Linked DNA regions of Homo sapiens: regions 2 and 3 are each linked to region 1. A link is a loop called in an ENCODE intact Hi-C map of the cell type or tissue named here. Cell type or tissue: heart right ventricle. All regions are shown on one strand.

Region 1 (8,000 bases):
TCAAGAGAACAGCATGGGAAAGACCTGCCCTCGTAATTCAATTGCCTCCCACCAGGTCCCTCTTACAACACGTCGGAATTCAAGATGAGATTTGGGTGGGGAAATAGCCGAACTATATCAGGTACCAAGGGTAAAACCCAGGGAGCAGCTGAGGGGCCACCAGGGGCGAGAATGAGAGGAGAGGTGAAGGGCAAGTCCAGGACCCCAGGAGCGTGGGTCCCAGGCAGAGGCAGCCCTGAATGCAGGGAGCAGACCCTCCCCTCCTCCAGCCCCTCTGTTTGCCACCAAAGGGCTGACTCTCTGGGAACCAATCTTACGGTGACCACTGAGCGGGCAGGAAGCTTCCTGCAAGTTGAAAGCATGAAGGAGAGAAGAAGAGGTCTCAGGAGCACAAGCCAAGTGGGGCTGGCACAGGCGAGCAGGCAGAGAGGAAGCACACAGCAGGGGATACAGTGAAGGGGGCCTGGGGTCATGGCAGGCGATTCATGTGGCCAGGGTCCCACCTCCCTGTCAGAGTGCAGGGCAACCAACTGGTCTCTGGGTCAGGATGCTGCCTCACCACTCACCGTTGCACACCCCTGCCAGACAGAGGCCTGTAGCTACCTGGATTTTCCCCCAGCAGAAAGAATGTGGACTTCAGTGAGTGAAAGTCTTCATCACTGGTGGTCCAAGATGCTGATCAAAACAGAGCTTCCTCCTCAGCCTTGACCAATGACAGATGTTCTGATAACATTACTGTGTATGGCACTATCACAGACCAAAATTTATAGGGATGTTTTCTTGAATCTAATTTTTATTTTACTACGTATTTTTTGAAATAAATGCATATTTTCCTAGACACTGAGTCAATTCCATAAACACCTGTGGGTGCCAGCAGGCGTGCTAGGAGCAGAGGCCATTGGAGACATGAAGGCTCCTGCTGCTGGGAGACTCAACTGGCCATAACCCAAGTGCTATGTGTTGGGTGAGGAAGGCTTCACCCAGGAAGGGACGTTGAGCACGGATAGGGGAGGAGAGGACCAGGTGGGATTTGCTGGGCAGACAAAAGAAAGGCAGTGCAGAAAGGAAATAACTCCTTCAAAGGCCAAGATCTTGATGAATTAAACTAAGGAAGTACCAATATAAATAAAGAAAGGGGGGAATATGAGACCCATTAAAGGAGAGTGAATTCCAAAGGCCTTCCATAACGGGGGTTAAGGAGCTGAGGCATTCACCATGACCCCCTGTGAGGGAGCGGAAGGTGGTATCACCAGTGGAGACTTGGAAGAGGCCGGAGGAGCAGGCTGCAGGAAGGAAGTGAGTTCAGTCTTGACTGTGTCTGCTGGACATTCCAAAGCTGCTGTCTGCTAGGCAGTGAGGAGTTAGGCAGGTTCATCTGGAGACCAAGGAGCAGGGTTGGTGGTAAAAATAATGATAATAATAATTAATTAATAAAAAAAAAACCCTGGAGTGTGAGTTACTCAGAAAGAGCATCTGTTAAATTAGCAGAGAGCAGAGCCATGTGGAGCACACATTTCCTACAGAGTTTGTAGGGTAAAAATACATAAGAGGTGGGTGCAGAGAGAGAAGATGTGGTTGCAGAGACTGATGAAGAACAGACATTGCAAGTAAGAGCAAGGGACATGCGGACCCACAAGCATTATCACTGTGAGCTGGGGATCAAAGCACTTTCTGGGTGCCACGTGCTTCATCGGCAAGGCCTCTTCAGTCTTCCCAAAGTTTCTGTGTAGTTACTTGCTCTCTTCCCCATTTTATAGATGAGAAAAAGAAGTCTCAGAGCTGGTAAGTTATGAGTCCAAAATCACACAGCTCTTACCTGGTGCAGCTGCCGTTGGAACTTACCACAAAAAAAAACATGCTCTTTCCACTCTGCTGGGCAGCACCAGGTTTGTCACAGAAGAATGGGAAGGTCACACCTTCAGATTCTAGAAAGAGAACGGGTGAGAGGCGTGACTGTCACCTGCCTACAGGAGAGCAGTTTTGGTGGAGTTTGAGAAGTCGCAGCCAGATTGCAGAGACTAACGGAGGGGCTGGACGGGGAGCGACATAGGCCAGTTTCTCTTGCCAGAAAGAAGCTCAACCATGGCATGAGACAGGCCTCACTCGGGCTTTGCAGTGAGGGCATTTTTGTTTTCTCTTTTTTGTTGCTGTTGGTGTTTTAAGCTTGTGCATGTTCATAATCTGTGGGGGAAAGAGTCAAAGAAGGAAACATTGAGGACTCGGGAAAGCAAGAAGTTAAATACAGGAAAGAACAAAGTACCCAAGAGGAAAAAGGTGAAGGTGTCAAGATGGAGAAGGAGAAATTATCCCTGGATGAGAGGACAGCGCCTTTGATTCAGAGACCTGAGAACAGCAGGGAAGGGCATTTGTCGGCTTGGGGCCAGGAAGCTGAAGGAATCTTCTTCTAACCTAGGGAAAGATGTGCATGCCAGCAGGGGCTGAGATGGGGCAGTGGGGAGAGGGAATGGAGGAGCATGGTAACAGTGGAATGGCCGTTCCCTGAGGAAGGAGAGCATACCCACCCGAGCCCCATGTGCAGCACAGCAGGAGACCTCACACCAGTCCTTGACCAATCGCATAACTCTCCTATCTTCTTGGCCAGCCATCAGTTGCAGGTAAGCAGGAGGGGAGAGCAGATGGCTCTACGGGTTCACAGTTGGGCACTGGCAGAAAGTCAAGGGGAGAGGGACTGGCAGGGGCTGGAGTGACCTTCAGAAGACATTTACGAGAAGAAAGGCATGTTGCAATATGTGTTGTAATGGGAATTGGCAAGACCTTTATACCACCAAGCATCTAAGGATGCAGTTTTGAATCATGTCGAGACAGCTCTACTTGGAGCTTTGTTTAAAGGCTTCCTAATCTTCTCCCCCACCCGCCTCTCTTTCAACACATAGTAGATAAATGCTAAATAGACAAATGTCCCAGTTAGCCTCAGTAACAGAGGAAGCCTCAGTAACAGAGGAAACCCAAGCTGTAGGGTTTCCTACATTTTTCCATGGAGGAAAAATGTGAAATGTCCACACGCACAGGTGGTGCTCTGTCCCTGGCCGCACTGCATGTGGCCTGGGTCCCTGATGCCATTCCTCTCCAGGAATGGCAAGCACGTCCTTTGGGGCTCTGCATCCTCAGAGCTGTCTTCTTCCACATGCTTCTCCTTGCAGCAGTCTTTGTTCCCTTATCTGTAAAACAGGGCCCAGGACTTCAGGGGCTGCAGCCCTTTAAAATTCTAGCAGTTCGTGAGCCCTCCTCCTCCTTCAGCAGCTGCTCTGTAGCCATTACTTCTGCATCCTCCTAAGACACTATAGAAAGGGTGCACCCAGCCCCAGAATGCTGGGTGACTCAGCCCTTCCTAGCTTCCAGATGGATGGCAAGCCCAGGGCTGCCAGCAGGGGCATGGGCTGGGGACAGAAAACAAGAATGAAAAAGAACAGTGCCTTTTGGCCATCTTCCCAGAGTCTTGCACCTCGTCACCACAGTCTTATTAACCATTTGGTCCAAAATATTACCTTAAAAAATGTGTTGAAAGTAAGCCACTTTTTAAAAATCATGCAACTGTCACTATGGAAAACAGTATGGCGTTCCTCAAAATATTCAACACAGGATTACCATCTGATCCAGCAACTCAACTCCATTTCTAGGCATATATACAAAAGAACTGAAAGCAGGATTTCAAACAGATATTTGTACGCCCGTGTTCATGGTAGCATTGTTCACAACAGCTAAGAGGTAGAACCAAACCCAGTGTCCATCGATGGATGAACAGATAAGCAAATTGTGGTATAGACATGCAATGGAATATTATTCAGCCTTAAAAAGGAGGGTCATTCTGACACTTGCTACTACATGGATGAACCTTGAGGTCATTATGCTACCTGAAATAAGCCAGTCACAAAGGACAGATGCTGTTTCATTAGACTTATATGAGATACCTAGAGTAGTCCAATTCCTAGAGACAAAGTAGAATGGTGGTTGCCAGGGCCTGGGGGAAGGGGGAAATGTGGAATTGTTGTTCAATAGATACAAAGTTTCAGACTTTCAAGATGAAAAGACTTCTGTAAATGGATGGTGGTGACGATTGCACACCAATGTTCGATGAACTTAATGTCACTGAATAGTACATTAAAATAGTACTTAAAAATGGTTAACATGGTACATTTCATGTTATGTGTATTTTACCAAGATAAAAAAAAATATTTTAATCATGCAAATGCTTCCTTCTCCTTCCCTACTCCAGGATCAGCAGCCACACTTCTGTCCCAAGGAGTGAAGCTGAGTAGAGAGCGCACCCTCTGCCTGGGACCTGATGAAAGATCCAAGCAGACAGCGGCCCCCTGCGGAACCGTGGACACCGAGCTGCCTCCTGTTCCAGCAACAGCCTGGACCCCCGACTCTGGGTGCAGGGTCCTCACCGGTGTCCCGTGACAGCCGACACGCACTGCGCAGCCCGAGTCGACTGCTCCCACTCCGCGCTCCCCTCCTGGACCCCGCGCAGCTCTCCTGCGCAGCGGCCAGGCTACCTTCCCAGTCTCCATCAAAGACATAAATTATCGAAATTCTGCCGCTACTCCTGACAGAAGCGAACGTGAGGGGTCTGTGGGCCTCCGACCCTGGAAGGAGCGCGCGGTGCCAGTGTTGGATGAGGACGCAGCGTCGAGCAGGAGAACGCAGCACGGAGGAGGGCGCGGCCGGCAGCAGGGCGCAGCAGGCAGGCTGTGCTGGGTCCCCTGACGCTCTCCCCTGCTTGTTCCACGGCCGCCCCGCAGCGCCCTCTGCCGGCCCAGCCCAGAGCGCCGCTCCCCGACACAGCGCGCGCCGGATGTGCGCGCCCCCAGGACCCAGAAGCTCTCCCTGCCGGGCCTCGGACGCGCAAATGCGAAGCCCCACTCTCCGGAGGCACGGGGCTCTAGTGGGTATTATTTTTTATCCCTCTTCAAAAGGCCAGGATGTGTTAGATATGGGCATCGCGTTTCTAGTGTCCCTCTGAATCGACCAGTGAATGGACCTATTTCCAGTAAACTTTCGCAGCAAAATGCGAAAGAGTGAGCCCGGCGGGAGACGAGAAGGGCGTTCACGACGAGGACCCCAAGGGGGAGAGCTTGCGGTTTGAGGGGCTAGGCCCACAGCGAAGGCCTGGCTTCTCTCTTCCCTAAAAAGTCCTTGTGCAAACGAGTCACTGACCACGGCGGAAAGGCTTGCCCGGCCGGGCTCTCGGCAGCCTGCACCGCGCACAAGGCGGAAGGCGTGAGGGCTCCAGACTCCGCCCTTCCCTCTTCCTCCCGCTCACAGCTCCGGGGCCACCTCGGGCCAGGGTCTGGCCCAGTGGACCTCGCCGGCTCACAGTGGTCACCAAGACACTCACGGCACCCGAGTCCTGCTCACCCCCAGCTTCCGTCCGCTTTCTGACGCTGTGTCGCACGCCCTCACCCCCTAACCACCCCCCGCACCCTGATGCCCTCCGTACCCTCTCTCCCATAGTCCTGGCCTCACTGGGAGCTTCAGGCCACTAATCTCACCTCCGTCCCCGGCTCCTCCTGTCCTGCCCCAGCTGGAACTCCATGGCCCTTTCCTTAAAGCGCTGCCTTGAAGACGCCCTGGCCCCCGGCTCAGCCCCTCACCCTCGCGTCCCTCCTGCTCTCCGCCTGCGCGCCGCCTCGCCTGGGCAGCTGGAGGTGTTTGGAGAGGGTGGCTTTGTGCATTATGACCCCGGCATCCTCAGGGGGACCCACGGCTGCTGGGAGCTAATCCCCCTGCAGCCCCGCACCTCCCACCCGCTCCACTCCTCAGCCGCCCAGCACCTCTAAGTATGACGGCCTTGTTTCTGTAGCCCTGAGAAGGCAGGGGGTCAGGGGATCTGCACAGGCCGCCTCCGACACCCCGCCCCCGTGTGCCATCTGCTGCCCCCGCGGCCCCTGGTCCTGCCCTAAGACCTTCCCAAGAGCTCTCTGGGCCAGGCCCCCCCAGGCCATCTACTCAGCCACCGGCCACGCCCTCACCTCCAACTTCCCCCTCCTCTAGGGTATTCCAGTGAAGGCCAAATCCAGTAGGAATTCTCCACGTTACCTTTCAAAGGCCCCCTCAGGACCCCACACCTCTTTCCCCAGCAACCTCCCCCTTTCCCAGCACCCGTTTCCGCACAGCTCCTATTTCTCCTTCACACCCTGACACATTCACCTTTACCCAGCACTCCACCAAAACCACTCAGACATGGTCAGTCTCTTTTCCGCCTCGCCCTGCTGCACTCTGAGGTACTGGCCACCGCTAAACATTCCCAGCTTGCAATGCTTTCCCACAGGAGGGTCTCAGCCTGCCCCTCGCTCCCCAGCCCCTCAAGCCTCCCTCGCAGCCCCTGTAGCCCAGGAGAGCCCAGCTTCAGGCACAGTCCCTGGCCCTCTGGAGGCACGCTCCTGCCCCGATGACTTCACCCACCCTCACTGTTTAAAGGCCACCTTTCCGCCCGTGAGTCACCAAGGAACAGCCCTCTCCCAGCCAGCTTCTCACACCAGCTCCACACTCGCCTTTCCTGTAGTCCACCAGACAGCTCCTCCCAAATGCCGAATCTTAAATTGAAAACACAAAGGGCAAACTCCTGATTCCCCCCCCCCCCCCATAAAAAAATAGTCCGCAGGCTGGGTGCGGGGGGGGCTCACGCCTGTAATCCCAGCACATTGGGAGGCCGAGGCAGGCAGATCACAAGGTCAAGAGATAGAGACCATCCTCGCCAACATGGTGAAACCCCATTTCTACTAAAAATACAAAAATTAGCTAGGCTTAGTGGCGCGTGCCTGTAATCCCATCTACTCGGGAGGATGAGGCAGGAGAATCGCTTGAACCCAGTAGGCGGAGGTTGCAGTGAGCCGAGATTGTGCCACTGCACTCCAGCCTGGGCGACAAAGCAAGACTCCTTCTCAAAAACAAAACAAACAAACAAACAAAAGCAGTCCGCTGGGAACTTCTTTGCCTTTCTTTCGGTTGCTTAGATCCAAATCTCATTTGTCTTCAACTACCCTGCTTCTCCTCCATCCAAACCCACTGTCAGCAAATCCTGCTGGACTTGCCTACAAGGAAAACCCAGAGAGCAGCCACTTCTCGTCACCTCCCTCACGCTCAGCCCAGGACACGCCACCACCGTCACTCCCAGAATCATGTCGCGTCCTCCCTCTTCTTCCTACTTCTGCCCTTACCGACCCCTCCAGGAATCTAGTCACAACACAGCAGCCAGAATGGTCTTGTTAAAGCATTAAGTGAAAGTCATGTCACTTCTTTGTTGAAAATCCCTCAATGGCTTTCCATCCCAGAGTCCTAAGATGTCCCAAATGGGCCTCCTCTGCTGAGCACTTCCCCTTCTCCACCCACAGTGGCCCCCCAAACTCCCCAGCTCAAGCCCTCCCCGCAATGCCACCACCATCTCCGGGTCTCCACAGCACCAACCCCCTGCTTGGAATGCAGCCCCCACGTCTCCCCGCTTGCTCCCTGATGCCTTCAGCTCTCTGCTCAGAGCTCCCTGCACAGCAGGCTCCTTCTGGCCACCTTATTTAAGACTGCAGCTCTCTCCCTCGTCCCCACCCCTTCTTTTCCTCTTCCTCACTCTAGGTTTCCAAAGCCCTGACCGCTTTCTCTCATTCGATGTGTCCTGACTTGCTTATTGTCTTTCATCCCTCACTAAACATGTGCTTCAAGCAAGCAGGGGTTTTTTTTTAAGAGACAGGGCCCCACTCTGTTGCCCAGACTGAAGTGCAGTGGCTTTTCACAGGTGTGATCATAGCCTGCAGCAGCTTCAACCTCCCAGGTTCAAGCAGTCCTCCCACCTCAGCTTCGCCAGTAGCTGGGATGACAGGCACGTGCCACCACCGTGCCCAGCTGATTTTCTTCACTGCTAGATGCCCCTTGCTAAGACCATTGAGGAGGATCTAGTGGATCTTTGCTCACTAAATGCATGAGGGAATCCTATATCTGCCTTCTCTCCGCTCTTTCCTGCCATTTCCATCACATTTTACTCTTGC
Region 2 (8,000 bases), 340 kb before region 1:
ATTCTGGAAGCCACTAAGATCATTCATGATTCATGGGAGGAGGTCAAATATCAACATTAACAGGAGTTTGGAAGAAGTTAATTACAGCCCTCATGGATGACTTTGAGGGACTCAAGACTTCAGTGAAGGAAGTAACTGCAGATGTGGTGGAAATAGCAAGAGACCTAGAATTAGAAGTGGAGCCTGAAGATGTGACTGAATTGTTGCAATCTCGTAATAGAACTTGAAGGATGAGGACTCTCTTCTTATGGATGAGCGTAGAAAGTGGTTTCATGAGATGGAATTTCCTCTGGATGAAGACCACTGTTGAAATAACAACAAAAAACTTAGGCTATTCCATAAACTTGGTTGATAAAGCAGCGTAGGGTTTGAGAGGATTGACTCCAATTTTGAAGGAAGTTCTACTATGGGTAAAATGTTATCAACAGCATCACATGCCACAGAGACATTTTTTGTGAAAGTAAGAGTCAATCAATGTAGCAAACTTTATTGTCTTATTTTTTTTATTGTCACAGCTTCCTCACCCTTCAGCAACCACCACCCTAAACAGTCAGCAGTCATCACCACTGAGGCAAGACCCTCCACTAGCAAGATTACCACTCACTGAAGGCTCAGATAATCGTTAGCATTTTTTAGCAATAAAGTACTTTTAATTAAGGCATATACATTGTTTTCTAGACATGATGCTATTGCACACTTAAGAGACTACAGTATAGTGTAAATGTAACTTTTATATGCACTGGGAAACAAAAAAATTTGCGTGTCTCACTTTACAGCAACATTTGCTTTATTGCAGTGAACTGGAACTGAACCCACAATATCTCTGAGGTATGCCTGTATCTATGTAAATGTGCAGGGAGTAATGTTGATCAAAAAAAAAAAAAAGACTTGCAAACCACAGTTAGTCATTTTCCCTTTTGGAATTTCGACAAGGAAATCCATGGCTGATCAAAGTTTTGCTGACAGAAGTCTGTGAAATACACATTAAAACATTAACAGAGCCAAATATCAAAATACATACTTTATCGGGAATGCACATAAGGTAATGCCCTTGAATATTAAACAAATAAAAAACATAACAACAACAAATCAGTGAAGTGAGATACCTGGCCAGATCTCCACTCTGGTTTCTAGGTTTTATCCCATTTTCTGATAGTGTCTGAACCACAGGCCATTGCTTAACACCTAACATTTTATTCTAGAGCCTGTCTTGACTTCTAATGAAGATAAAAGCTTTTGAATAAAATATTCAATGAAATAATTTGTAAATGGAGCTGAATTTGCAGGTTAGAGCCACCATAGGCCTTCCTGTTACCAAAGCAGGGCTGTACTTAGAGGGCAGGCCTATAGACTCTTTAATGTTCTCCAGAGGGAAGCACTGCCTGGTGGGGTTTGGAAGGACATCATCCCACACTTCTCTTCATTCCATGTGCTCAACTAATTCATACTGCTGTATTTGCCACATCAACTATTTTGTATCCCTTTCTCTGGAAGTGTTCACTTAATATTTTGTTTTAGAGTCTGGGTTTCCAGTTTTGCTCTTGCTTTTTTATAAGGTCTCTAGTTTTCTTCTGGCTTCCCAGGAAGGCCCTTGATGTCCTTGGGTGGTGGAGCCATGCAATCTTTCTACTTGGCCCTTGTGCAATGCAGTTCCCTTACTGCATCTATTTCCTAAGGGATTCAAGTCACTCCCTGAGTTCTAGATGTGGTTCAGCCTTGGAAATGTGGGAATTTCTCAAGATGCCCTGCTTTGTACTTAATTTAAGTTGCGAAATACTTTATTGGGCCCTTGGGTTCTGTGCTACACTTTGGGCTTATTTTGTTTGTTTTTCAAGTTGTTCTTCTTAAGGTTTTCATTTTCTTTTTTTTTTTTCCAATGTTTTCCTTGGTGTCTCCTAGAAGTCTCTCCTTTGACATCCAATCATTTTCTTTGAGTCTCTGGGCAATGAGATTTTCTCATGCAGGATGCCAGTAAAGACAAGGACTATGTGCAAGCCATTTCTGATATGCCAATCTTTGTGGAGGTCTACTTTATAATACTGGGAGAAGCATTTGAAAATGAAAGTGATGAATGTATAGTAACCAGCCTATAGCAGCCGCTCACTAAATATGTGCAGAATGGTAAAGTGTTTTGTGAGTTTCAAGATGCCTTTACAATTTTGGCTAATAACACCCCACTCCACCCCTACAGCATCTCCTGCCCATACCATTGTGGCATGTACCCTCTGTGCTGTAGCTATCAATGGACTTGTCAGTCTCCTCAAGCAAACAAGGTGCCTGAGCTATATAAGGCAAGAAAATAGCCTTTGTTCCTGGTCACACATCTCCTACACCTACCACAGAGCCAGGAAGGAGAAATAAAAACAGTTATGTCCTTAGCAATACTATAATAAAAGATCTGTAAAGTATAGTCTTTGAGAGGATCTGAAATATCTTAGCCACAAAACTGAGTTACTACTTCTCGGAGTAGCCCAACATTTTGTATTTTCTTCTCCCTAGCGAGATATTTATGGTGTTACTCCTCATAGAGCGTTACCATGGAGATTTATATTTAAAGATCTTATTTCCAAGGGAAAGAATTATAAACATCCCAAGGTGAAAAGATCCAGTTGTATTTTACGAATTTGTATAATGGTCCATTTCCAGAACCTTGTAGGTTGATTACCAAAGGAATCCACCAAGGGGAAAAGTACCATTCAGATTTGTTTACACAAGGTTCCACACAAATCTGTCCTACCCAGCAGCTATCAAATTATCCCAATTCTATAGAGACTTATTTTCCTAGCCACCAGAGGATCACTTGTTCTAAATCAAATCATTGTATGCATTCAGCCAAACTAACTTGGTTACTAAAGTGATATAAAACATTCTGCCTAATGTTGAAGCCCGGACATAGAGTGAGGCGGGAAATCAAGGAGAATAATTGGCTCCAAAATTTCCTTGTCTTATAAATATTTTTTCTTCTTCCATCATTTAACATTTTCTCCTTGACATTACTTGATTGAACTCATGCAGATTCTGTTCCTCCCAGGAAACAATTCACTTGGGCAGTGTGAACTCTGAGAGGTCACATTTTTTGGAGTTATCTGCTGCCAAAATGAATGGCTTCCATTTATTTTTCAGGTTGAAAAAGTTTTTTTCCTGTTCTTGAAACTCAAAAATGCACAGAGTAATTTAACTCAGACTGACCAAACAGAAAAAGCACGTTTAAGCTCTGATAGGGCCTGGAATGTCTGAGTCTGGAAGGAGAATCATTTGGAACTTTCTTTTGGAAGCCAGGCAGCCAAATGATGGATTGTCTCAAAACTTGCGCTATGCTTTTCTATTGCAGTTTCTGAAGCAAGGAACCTTAGTAGAGAAGGGCCAGAAATCTGTTAGAATGGATAACTAAGGTAAGCAGTAAAAGTCTAGAGCAGTGGTCTCCCATCCTTTCTGTTTGACTCCAATCAGCCAAATAAAAGAAAAAAAAATATGGGCAACTGTTTTCCCCATTTACATGCCACAAAGTGTCATTACTGAAGTTTTGAAGCCCTTATGGCTATGAAATTGGAAACTGGAACACCACCACCAGAATTTACAAAGGAAATTTCCAAGAAGTAGCTTCATTCTGAGCCCCTAATCCAGACCAAAAATCAAAGGGTTTAGAGAGCAGGGAGGGGAAGGGCATGCTGACCTCACATCTTTTCAGAGAGCTGCAGTCCCACCTGACGAGGGGCAGATGGTGCTGGTTCCTCATGCGGAGCCTTGAATTGCTTCCTCAAAGTAGGGAGGCTTTTGGGCGGCCTCCCTGACTCACACCTGAGACGCCTACAGTGACCTGTATGTAGGACAGATGAGACTTGGGCAGAGTAAGCCCAGTCCCAAGGACTTCAGGGGCCAGGTGGCATCATGCTTCCTGAGGAATGGATGGGGTCACCAAAAAGACAGAGCAGCAGTAGTTGGGTTCTGTCTAAAGGACTGCTTGAAGGGAGAGAGGAACCCAACAGCAAGAAGCTCCTGAGTCCTACATGCTAAGGAAGGAGTCCCAGGAAACCATCTGGAATAAAGGTGCATTTGCCTTGGTGAAGAAAAAACACATCTCCAGCTAGGACTCCCTTAAGAACTCTCAATGATACCAACAAGATAAAGAATCTACTTTTATCTCATTCCAGATCCAGAGACAACAAAGCCCCTGGCAAGGCAGGAGCTGCCCCATCCCAGTCTTCTCCTCCCTCATTCTTCCCCCTCCCTCCTCTGAAACAGCACTTAGTGGGTGGGGGAGATGGGGACCGGGGCAGGGGGCAGAACTGACCACATCCTTTCCCTGAAGCAAGCCCCAGCTTGGGAAGGCTCAGAAATCTAGACTTCTAGAGAAGAGTGAAGTTTTTGAATAATATCCCCAATCGAATGATTTCTGAACTGAGCTGTGTTTGCAGATTGGAGCCACCATAGGCCAAAGACTGTTGCCTAAAGCAGGGCTGGTTGTCAGTGGGCACTGGGTGCATATCAGCACAGCCATTCCTGCTGTGGTCCTGAGCCCCAGCCCACCCAGGACCCCCAGTGCAGATCATAGAGTCTGCAAATCCATAACCAGTGCAAAGAAATCTCTAAATACTGATGTACTGGAAGCAAGGGAATGAATGAAGATGCAGCCATCACCCCATGCTGGGGACTCCTGCTCCAGTGTTTGTGAGACACCATCTCAGACACAGGGTCCCAAAGCAGGCAACCAGGGCCACTCCACAAATGAAATCTTATCATAACCAAATGGATTTCCTTACTTGAAAGCAATACAGACCTATAGGTTATCCTGAGCACCCCTGGATACATGCACCCCATCTTTGGAGACACTAAACCCCATAATAGAGGCTGGAAATTACACTGTAACACAGCAGAACCATGTCTTTGCATGGGCGCCTCAATCACATGCATGTGATTGTGTTTATTCTGTGTACCTGGATTTGACAAGCAGAAAACCACAGAATGCCCCCCGCCACTCCCTTGGTTCAAGCCCTCACTGTCACTCCTCTTCAGGCTGAGCCTTGCAGTGCCAAGTGCCTGGCCTCCTGCCTGGTAACACCTGTCCGCGGCTCGCCATGCGTGGAGGCCGCTGTGTGAACCTGGCATTTTAGGACATCCCACCACCTACTCATGCCAAAGTAGTCATCCATTCATTTTCCTGATAACACACTGCACACCCCACCCTCACCCCATGCCATGCCCTCTTTTTCCTGTTCCCTGTGGCCTCTCTGTCTCTAGACTGTCCAAGGTCCTAGGGACATCCCCTTGCTCTAACCGTCCCAGGCACTCAAAGGCAGGATTGCCCTGAATGGAACCTTGTTTACACACATAACAGATCTTTGGGCCCAGCTACCCAGGGGCATGACCTGGTCCCTTTCCTTCTGCTTCAAACCCCCTACTCAGTTTTCAGTTCTAGAAAAAACCTCACAGCTTCATTCTGGTGAAACTGGAGGCTCCATGAAAATGCATCTCGCCCTGTCCTGCTGCAGAAGGACGTCGTCCAGACTGAGCTCACACCAGCATCTGAGCAAAAGCAACAGGTCACTCTGGCTCCTGAAAGGCAACATTTCTGGAGAAATCTTGAAGTTTTTATCTAATGATTTTGCATCATCCTGGAGGGCAAAGTCAGGGTTTTACATGAAAACTTCTGTGTCAAAATAGAAAGACACTTTTCAAAGAATTCTTTCTTCAGTTCTAACCATACCGTAGTGTTGTGTTTGTAGGGTTGTGTTACTTCAAGCAAGATTAGGATGTCCCCAGACTCTGAGTTCCTCACTGCATTGGGATGAAAAATGCCGCATGGTTACTATTTGCCTCTGCAAATTTCAACATCTGCTCAATAATACGTGGAGTCCTTATTATGTATTTTTGAAATATTTTGCTTCATTGTTTTACTAATGTAGTTCCTTCAAAATAGCTTAATCTTTTTTTCTGGGCCTCCTCACTTCTCATGTGTCAGTAATAGCACCCTAATTTTGTAATAAAACATGTTGCAAAGGCATCTTAACACAAAATGATGTTCAGAACACGAATATTTAACTCAGAGTCCAGATTCTTGAAAGAAGACGGATGATAGAATAAAAGTAAGTTACCTTAGTATATAGTAATATATTCAAATAATTCGACATAGGAGGGAGGATATTAAAATAATAATGAATATGAAAACAGCTAATTTATTGCACACTTATGAGGAGATAGACATGGTGTTGGGCACTTAAAATACACTATCTTATTTGATTCCCACAACAGCCCTAAGATGTAGATGCTGCTATTAGACCCATTACACAGGTGAGGAAACTAAGGCTCAAAGAGTCTAAGTTAATTTTCCCAAAGTCACAGAGCTAATCAACAGTGAGGCTAGGATTTAAACCCAGACATTGCTGACTTGGGCTATGTAACTCTCGTCGTAACTCACATGCTTGTCTCATTCCAACACCCCCTCACATACACACTGTGCTTTGCCTCCTCCCCCGGCTAAGTGGAGAGGCTTTACTTTTAGGTCAGGCTGCACCATCACTACTTTTACTGGAATTAATGACATTTATATGTGATGGCTTTTAAAACTAGATTTTCAAAAAAGAAAAACAAAAATATGTTCATAATATTTTTAAAAAACATGTTATTTGTTGGGTACAGAATTCATATAATATCTATTAGACCGACTCATTAATACATTTTTCTGATCTTATCCATCCTTACTACTACGCTTCTGGCTGATTCATTAGCTTTCCCCACTGTGACCATAACTTAATTATTTCTAATTGTAATTCTAAAAGTTTTGGCTTATAGATTCGGAGACTATGTTTTTAGTTACATTTAGGCTGAAAATCCTACTGAAAATACATATTTTATTAGTAAGTAATAAATTGCTTAATCTCTAAAATGCTTTCCCTTAAATACTAGTTTTATCTAATGTTAACATTGGTGCAATCACTTTCTGTTGGTTAGTAATTCCATGGTCCACCTTTCCATTTCTTTACTTTTAATTTAATTTTTCTTTGCCATTTTATTTTAGATGGATGTTTAGGGCCGGGTTTTGTTTTGTATCATTTATTTGTTATAATCAAATGTAAAAATCCTTTAATTTATAATTCAAATTTAGTGTTTACATTGCAATTACCCATATTTGCATTTATTTTTACCATATTATTTGGTGTTTTCTCTGTACCATGTTTTTTGTTCATTATTTCTTTGTTTCTTTTTTCTATCTTGTATAAAACTGGTTAGGTTCCCTTAATTCATTTTTTCCTCTAATGATTTTGAAGTTTGTACTCTATTTTCATTTTTTTAGTTACCCTCAAATTTCCAATTTATATACTTAAATAAACAAATATAAAATTAATCATTCTTTTACTTTCATGCTGAACAACACAAAGATACTGAAATATATCAGTTCTGATTCCTACCCTTCTACCTACCATGCTATTGCTTGTTAGTACCTTAGTTGTACCTATTTTTAAACCTTCCCCAAATTTTCTTTTGACCCCCAGACACTGCTGTTTTATATTTCCTAACATATTTGCCCTTTTTTTGGTCACCATTTGTTCCTGGCAACTGACTCCTACCTCAGGTTAAATTTCTATCTAACTACAACCCATCTTTTAGTAGTTACATCTTAGTGGGCTTATATGGGAGAAACTTTAGTCCTTGTTTTTTTGAAAATGAGATTATTCCTTTATTTTGGCATTAACTGTTGTGGGGAAAAATCTGTCAATATAATTGTCTTTGTAAGAAAGAGTGTCTCTTTCTCCAATGTTCTCTGGTTTTAATACATCTGGTGTAGTTCTATTTTTATTCATTCTTCTCCAGAACTCCCGTGCTTCCCTAAAATAAAAATGCGTATTTTCTTTAAATCTGAAGATCCTCAGCCTTTATCTCTTTAAATATTGCTGGTCTTCCTTTTTCTTTGTTCTCTCCTGGAATTCCTGTTTCAAGGACCCAACCTCCGTCCTCTCCATGTCTCTCAGCTGCTGCGTCTCTTTCTTTCTGTGCTGCATTCT
Region 3 (8,000 bases), 130 kb before region 1:
CTGACTGTAACAATTCAACACCACACTTTGGACACACTCTTGATCCACAATTCCTGATTTGCTTGGAAATTGAATCATAAATGATGATTTCTAGCAAGTCTATTTCTGATAGTTGGTCCTTGGATGAATTCATTGGTCACTTCCAGGGAAGCACTGACCAGGGTTTAACTGAGGACAATGTGAAATAACATTCTGTTACCCAGAGAGTACATGCTTATGTCCTGTGGGAGGAATAACAGAAAAAGCAAATGGTAGCAATGCTGGGAAAAACTGAGCACCTTTTCCCAGTGGGACCAAGTTTGGGACACGGCTGATCCTGCAGCATCTGGACAAGCAGCAAGAGCTGGGAGGAGATAGTGGAACAGTGGAAGATCTGAAGCTAAGAGTCTCAAGGTGGGCTGGTGAGCGATCTCACAGCTGGGAAAGTCTTGCAGACCCGAGACACGGAGTCCCTACTTTCCTTCTTTGATTTAGAAACTTTTGTGAAGGGAGATAGCTGTGTGAAGACATGGGAGAAACCAACTCTTTACTTAAATTCTATAGGTTTAAGTTTTATTATGGTTTGTGTTGATCAAAACTCTTTATAGCCTATACCTAGAGTACTCAAACTCAGAGAGACAGAAAGTAGAATTGGTAGTTACCAGGGTCTAGGGATGGGAGAGAATGGGGAGTCTGTGTTTAATGGGGACAGAGTTTCTGTCTGAGATGATGGAAAAGTTCTGGAGATAGATGGTGATGATGTTGTACAACAACGTGAATGTACAAACTTTACATTATGTACATCTTACCACAATAAAAAAATCTTTTAAAATATAAACCAAAAAAAAAACCTCTTTATAATCTCTTTCAAGTGAGGAATTACCAAGTGCTCAACAGGCTGCTTAGAATGGGAGGCAGGGGTGAGGGGCAATGCCAGGCACATGACCCGCTTTGTACACTTACGATTGCTGCTATTTATTGAGTGTCTACCCTCTCTGCCAGCTCCTACACTAAGCACTTTACATGTACTCATTCTAATCCTAAAAAAAGAGAAAAGGAAAGAAAAACAGGAGCCTGCAAGGCTTCGAGGTGCATTGTATTTCCCACATTTTACAGAATCAACTTAGTGTCCTTGTGGTAAGAGTGTTTCTGGTGAGATGGTAAAGTCGTGTGTTTGTGAATTGTACATCATTCAATTCAATTCTTTTGGAGTTAATGATTCTACAAGAAAATATAGTCGAACTAGACATTCACTTACAGTGGAGCTCCGCTGGGTTCCCTAACTCTTAGTAACAGAGCTGCCCCCTCCGCTTCCCCTCACGCCCAGAGTCCTAGTAACAGAGTTGCCCGCGGAGAGGCTGCTGCTCTCAGGCCCTGGTCAGGGTGATGGATGTGAGTTTGCTCAGTCCTTCCTCCACGTGGGATAACCGAGAATATCCAGAATTTTTACCTAAATTGGAACTGGCACACAAAGCGTAAAGTCTGGCAAAAGAGGACTAAGCAGATACATGTGAAACTACCACAGTCAAACAGCCTCTAGTGGCACAGCTGTGGGACATCGATGCACTTGTCAATGGTGGGGACTGGACAGGAGGCTGCAGGCCACTGCACCGTCCTAAGGCCACTCAGGACAAGGCCAGTCCCCAATTTGTTTCACTGTGAGACAGCTGCGCAGTCAGAGCCCAGATACGGTCACCAGACTCCCGGACTTGGATTCAGCTCCACATCGTGTCACCCTGGCTAAAGGATGTACACCTCTGCGTGACTGGGTTTGTCACCTGGCAGCATGGATGCTCAAGCGACTGACCTGTCAGGACAGCAGCAAATGAACTGAAGCTGGGGGAGCGTGCAGGCTGGTGCTGTGTGGAGCTCTGGGGCAGAAGGCACTCACCAGGGGTGCCCAGAGCCGGGGTCTGTGAGTCGCGCGCTGGGTCCGGGTCACAGGCGCTGGGTGAACAGATTGAGAAGACAAAATGAGGATGTACTCCTTACATGCTCACGAAAAGCCTTCTTCCCCTTCGTTGGGAACGACCCCCCCAGACACTAGACCCAGGCCACACCTGGAGTCAGCCGCAGGCAACTCAGAGGAGCGCGAGCCCGGGAGCCTCGGGAGGGCCTCGGAGGTGGGTGGGGGTGAGGGGAGCCTCAGGAGGGCCGCGGGTGGTGAGGGGGGCCTCTGGAAGGTCTGGAGCCCGCTGAAGGCAGGCGATGACGCAGGCCCAGTGCACATGTCCCAGGGCTCCTGTCTAGGCACACGGAAGCTGCATGTTCGTTTCTTTGTACCCATATCACACTTACTGTATTTCTTCTTCTTCTTTCTTTTCCTCCCCCAGCAGCTCTAAGCGCCCTACAGCTTCCATGGAAAGGCAAAAGGGACTTCCCTATTGCACCGTCTGCGGGTACCACTGTTCCAGCCCTGAAGGGACTAGGGGATGCTGCGCTGTGGGGAAAGTCCGGGTGGCAGGAGATGGCGGGGCTCCTGGAGGAGGTGCTGGGATGCGCTGCTGTGGCTGCTGAGAAAGGTCCTGAGGGCGCAGCCCGCCCTTTCCCCGAGCTGCGAGCTGCGAGCTGCGAGGGAGCCCGGCGGGGAGGACCGGCAGGGTCTCTGGGAGGGAGGAACAGGGGAGCCTGGAGTCTCAGGGCTGCCGGGAGCAGAGGCGCTCTGGGTGGTGAACGTCCCCAGCCTGCCCTCCCTGCTCACTGCGGAGTCACGCGCCCGCTCTGCTCTGGGCCTCCCCTCAGCTCTGGCCTCCAGGCAGTTTCCTTTCTGCCAGGTAGATTCTGTGCGACTTCATTTATTCAGAATCTGGATCAGCAAATGAACATTCAGGTAGGAAAGGGGTGTTTGGAAGGGTGGAGAGGTTTCCAAGCAGGCGCCCACCTGAGGGGCCCCCTGAAGGGAAACAAAGGGGACTTAAAGCCAGGTTTCCAGCTCGGCCACCCCTTCCTTTTTTTGTCTTTTTTCTTTTTTAAAAAAATATAAACAAAGAGCTTGAATTATTTTGAAATAACTATTGGTAGCTGGACTGTGTTCTCTTGACCACAACATTGCTCTGGGACTGAACCGCGTGGGTCTCTGCTCTTCCTAAGTGTTACATAAGAATAGCGAACCCATGAGGTCAGCTTCTAAACCAGTTTCTTCCCATAACCTCCTGGACCAAGGCCCAAGCAAGGCCGAGAGGAGCTCAAGGTCCCACTCTCACCAGGACGGGCCTCTCTCTCTAGTTGGCAGGAGGCGATGAATGTCGCCCAGTAATTTAAGGTTGTTCATGTTTGGGTAGAAAAGCCAAGCACAGGCCCATATTCTAGAGGATTGCTTGTGGCAGGCAGAAGGCCATCAAAGGCAAACCCAAACAAACAAAAAAGTGTCTTTTGAAGCTAATGGAGCAGATCAGATTGGTGAAAAGTAGATTAACAATAGCATTTGGAACAAAACTTTCAGCATAGTGCTTGCCCGAAAGTACTTACAGCCCTTTAAAATTGAGAGTGGGACCAGGCACTATGGCTCACAACTGTAATCCCAGCACTTTGGGAGGCTGAGGCGGGCAGATCACTTGAGTCCAGGAGTTTGAGACCAGCCTGGGCAACATAGTGAAAACCTGCCACTACTAAAAATACAAAGAGTAGCCGGGCACAGTGGCGCTCACCTGTAATCCCAGCTACTTGGAGGCTGAGGCACGAGAATTGCTTGAACCTGGGAGGCAGAGGTTGCAGTGAGCCAAGGTCGTGCCACTGCACTCCAGCCTGGATAACAGAGTGAGACTCTGTCTCAAAAATAAAATAAAATAAATAACATTGTCACTGGGTGGAATTGTAGACAAGGCAAAGATGTGTCTACACAGTTCCAACCAAGAGTAAGGCAATTATAAAAATCCACTTTTGCATACCTAAGGGCATTGCCTAGATATTTGGAATCATATATTTGGTTAATTTGAGTTTTTTCATAGAAAGCAGGTAAACATAGCCAACTTTTATAATGAAGTAAATTTTCAATCTCATGTTAACCTTAACTCTTTCATAGTCTGAATAGACCATATTCACAGTGATATGAGAGCCAGACATTTTAAATAAAATCACAGGAATAATGTTCTTTGTTTATGTCACAATTACACTAAGCCAGCAGTCCCCAACCTTTTTGGCACCAGGGACCAGTTTCATGGAAGACAATTTTTCCACAGGCAGGGTGTATGGGTCAGGATGAAACAGTTCCACCTCAGATCATCAGGCATTAGTTAGATTCTTATAAAGAACGTGCAGCCTAGAACCCTCATATGTGCAGTTCACAGTAGGGTTCATGCTCCTATGAGAATCTAATGCCACTACTGATCTGACAGGAAGCAGAGCTCATGCAGCAATGCTCACTCACCACTCACCTCGTGCTGTAGCATCCCAGTTCCTAACAGGCCACAGACCAGTATCAGCCCATAGGTTGCAGACCCCTGCTCTAAGTAGTCCAAAATGGCTTACCAAATGCAGCCTTCCAAATATGCCAGATATTCTCATTGTGCGCTAAAATTTCTTTATTATAAAAGTCAGAGTTAGTAAATAAAGTTACAAAAACAAAAGACACATATAATATAATGTAAAATATAATCCAAATCATGACTCCTTCCGTATGACTTTCTAAAATGTAGTATTTTTCTTGGAAAATGTCACAACTTGTAAGTGTGGCAAAAACTCACTAGAAACAGCATTCTGAGTACTCCAGTGACAACATTGTTAAAACACTCTGAGTCCATGCATTTAATATTCTATATTAAGGCCTCTCTACTCCCATAATTTCCCCTACATAGCACTATGAAGTCATGTAAGGGTAGTCAGAAGGAAACAAAACTATTAAAAATATCCTCCAAAAATGAAAAGATGCCAAAAAATCACACAAGGACTTAATAACCATGGTATTTACAATGGAAAAGAATGCTTCTGCCAGAAACTCTGTTTTTACTAGCCCAGACTTTTTTTCATGTTTAATTTTATATACAAGCTTTTTGCCTGGATTTATGATTAAATTATTTTCTTTTCAACTCCTCTTTGTTACCTTGGTTTTATCAATATTGAACCACTTGAATTCTGCAGCAATAGCAAACGAAAGTAAAAACCAACTTCTATACACAGTGCTGATTAGGCCCAGCTCTAATCACTGAACCAACTGTAGGAGACAGATACTATTATGTTGCTCTGTACAAACGAAAGAGCTGAAGTACTCAGAGGCTGAGTAACTGCCCAAGGTCACACAGTTGCTAAGTGGTAGACCTGGGAATTGAACTCAGGCAAGGCTGGCTCCAGAGCCTATGTTTCCACCACTTTTCTAAGCTATCTTTTTATAGCATTTCTAGAACTCTCAGAGCAGCAATCCAGTGATGTTAGCCCAAACTCATCAATTTTGCAAGTTATAGGATCTGTCTGCTCCTTGAACAAACCTTTCTTGAGCATGAATTGGATTCATGTTTTTGCATCTGTACAAAAGGCACAGGGACAGACGGGGGAAAAATTGTGTCTACTACTACTGAAAGATTCAGAGTCTCTGAGTAAGATGAAGTCATAAAAGTTTCATTTGTCTTTTGGCACGGGGAGGGGCTGAGCTCAGACTGCAGCATCTGCTCAGCATAGCCTCCTCCTCCTCCTCCCAAGTCATTCACTCTGGAGTGAGGGGGAGCCTTCGCTCTGCTCCCCAAAGCTCTTTCCTGACCTAAGATCCTGCCCTCGACCACCCTCGCGCATGAACTCACCATGGTTCTCCGCAGGTCTCCTCTCTTTCATGCAGCCATTACTCCACCGTCAGGTAGAATATCTTCACCTGTTCCTCTTTTACTCACAGGAGAAAGTTCAGCCTCCTTAGGCAAGCACTGAAGGCCCCAGCCTATCTGCTACAACCCGGAGTTACCTCCTGCCACTCTCTGGGACACTGTGCTCCCAACATAGGACTACTCCCTGGCTCTTCCACCTTTGCTGGGGCCTTTGTCTGTTGTCATCTTCTCTCTTTCTTGGCCTTATGTCATGTCCTCCACAAAGCCTCCCCAGCTCCAGCCCTTATAGTGAAAGGTAAAATATTCCTCCTCTCTGTGCTCCTGGACCTCTGAACCTGCCTCTACCAGAGCATTTGACAGAAATTTTAACAGCCTTCTAGAGCAAAAGGGATCCTCTCCTCCTCCCCATTCTCTCTAAGTTGGAAGCCCCCTGAGGGCAAGTCACCACACTTTGCAGCCTGTGGGATCTATCACAGAGTTCCAGGAACCTGAAGGTCAATAAACCTGCGTCCCTCCTGGAAAAGAATGTTCTGCAGCCTCCCTGCCCTGCAGGCTGAACATGGGGTGACTCTGCAGAGACAGTTTAGAGCCCCACTCTGCTGCCCCAGCCGGCCTTCAGCCTCAGCTGCCGTCTCTCTCTCCAGAAAGGCCGCTGCAGCCCTCTCTGCATCCCCTCGGTGTCTGCACATGTCTGTGAAGGGCGGTGCAAAGCAGGGGGCAGTAAAATGAGGCACGAATTAACATTAAAATATATACAATTCAGTGAGCAGTCTCACTGAGGCTTTGCACAAAGCTCCAAGGGAGCAGGAAAGAAATCGGAACTTCCCCACCCCAACCCCGGGATTTTACAGAAAACGTCATGCGGCTGGTGGCCCTCCAACTGAAGGATGAGGTCAAGATGGGACCTGCTCATCCCCAAACTGCCCACCAGACCTCAGTGTGGCTGGCGTGTCCCACAGCATCGGTGCACACTCAATCCATGCAGATAACTCAAGGAACAGCAAAACACAGGCCCAGTGGGGTGGAGTCCTGGGAAGCCTGTGGACAACTGCAACACAGCACTGCAGGATTCATTCATTCCTTCAACAAACACCGCTGAACAGGTACTACATACTGGCCAAGGGCTACATTAAGGCTAGGATGATGAGCAGACCACTCCCCATGCCCAGGGACAGATGAGGGGGATGGCCATGGTTCAGATGTATGACCACTTGGCCCAGTGCCAGCTGCTGGAAGAGTGGAGACTGGCATGGGCTGTGCATGGGCAGAGAGGTTTCCCCAGGGAAATGGCTGCTGTGGAGGGAGGGGACAGGGGTCAGGGAGAGCACTGGAGATGGCAGAAGCACCAAGGATAAACAAGACCTGGAGGGGAGCTCCCACCCCAGGGCTGGAAGGGGAGCCCCAGAGGCTCACGCCTGTGTGGTAATTTTCTCTTCCCCAACTGAAGTCCAAGAAAGACCTTGGAGAATAGTCAGAAGTCTCAAAAATCTAGCAGGTTGTAGCTTGGATTTGGGGTCGGGGAGGGGGTGGAGGTGGACATAAGAGCCTTGGAGGAGGTAAATTAGTAGAATTAGGAGAGGGGGTGCTGAAAGGAGGCTCGGGGACACTCTGATTATTCACTTACATCACTGAACCTTCACCACAGCTTCTCTGACATTTCCTGGATGCATTCATTAGATAGTTATGAAAGCTTCAGGGAGAGCTTGGAGACAAAAAACTATCCAGGCTCCTGCATGCATGCAAATATTATTTTCTTGAATTCAAATTTACACGATAAGTTGGCTGCAAGCAGAATTTGTTTACTTCAAAGCCCTGTGCATGCTCTCTGATAGACAGGAGGCTAAAATTAGCTTGATATATTTGTGGGCATTTTTTTCCTAATTTTAATTAGAAATTAAATTTAGATTAAGTTAGAATTATGTAATTAATCACAATTAATTTTTTTTTTTACCAGCACACTGCTCTGCTAATTTTCTAACTAAAATTTTAGTGCCACAGTACTTATAAGATTTTTTAATGCATTTTATTCACGGTTTCTTGTGTTTTTCCAAAGATAAGTTATTCTTTTTTCCTCTGAAATTTTCTTTTCTAATCTTATCAGTGAACCTTCCTCTAGTTATCAGGGTAATTCCTAATTTCCATTAAGCCCCAGAAGCTCTTCCCAGGACACACAGTGTATTTTCTTTTTCTCTTTATTCATCTTTGAATAAGTATGGCTGTCAGCTAACTTGTCTCAAGTGTCAATTTACATGGTACGTAAGCCCTGACCATCGA

What was found. Hi-C counts contacts between places; a loop is a spot of excess contacts. Peaks named below come from ENCODE experiments on the same cell type or tissue, not always from the same donor. Only the 100,000 strongest peaks of a DNase experiment are listed, where the experiment ranks them.
Region 2: it touches region 1 in a loop (2.4-fold over the local background); 17 of 110 quality-filtered maps call a loop at or near these places.
Region 3: a loop joins it to region 1, with 3 times the contacts of the local background. A loop is called at or near these places in 8 of 110 quality-filtered maps.

Annotation. Positions count from the first base shown.
Region 1 is chr10:43,687,009-43,695,008 of GRCh38, reverse strand. It overlaps LOC124902417 (a long non-coding RNA gene), which reads right to left and starts at 4,829. Exons shown (of 2, transcript XR_007062133.1): 1 at 2,523-4,829; 2 at 1-1,925. RefSeq lists a silencer at 4,745-4,844. In heart right ventricle, CTCF peaks have their summits at 4,360, 4,562 and 4,765 (motif pointing left); DNase peaks (open chromatin) are centred at 4,328, 4,768 and 5,208; H3K4me3 peaks cover 1,653 bases; H3K27ac peaks cover 5,802 bases.
Region 2 is chr10:44,026,090-44,034,089 of GRCh38, reverse strand. No RefSeq gene overlaps it. Among named protein-coding and RNA genes, the nearest start is that of LINC02659, 120 kb to the right of the region's middle. In heart right ventricle, a CTCF peak has its summit at 3,736; no DNase peak of the experiment used is centred here; H3K27ac peaks cover 1,262 bases.
Region 3 is chr10:43,820,253-43,828,252 of GRCh38, reverse strand. No RefSeq gene overlaps it. Among named protein-coding and RNA genes, the nearest start is that of LINC00619, 21 kb to the left of the region's middle. In heart right ventricle, no CTCF peak of the experiment used is centred here; DNase peaks (open chromatin) are centred at 1,594 and 3,132; H3K27ac peaks cover 7,881 bases.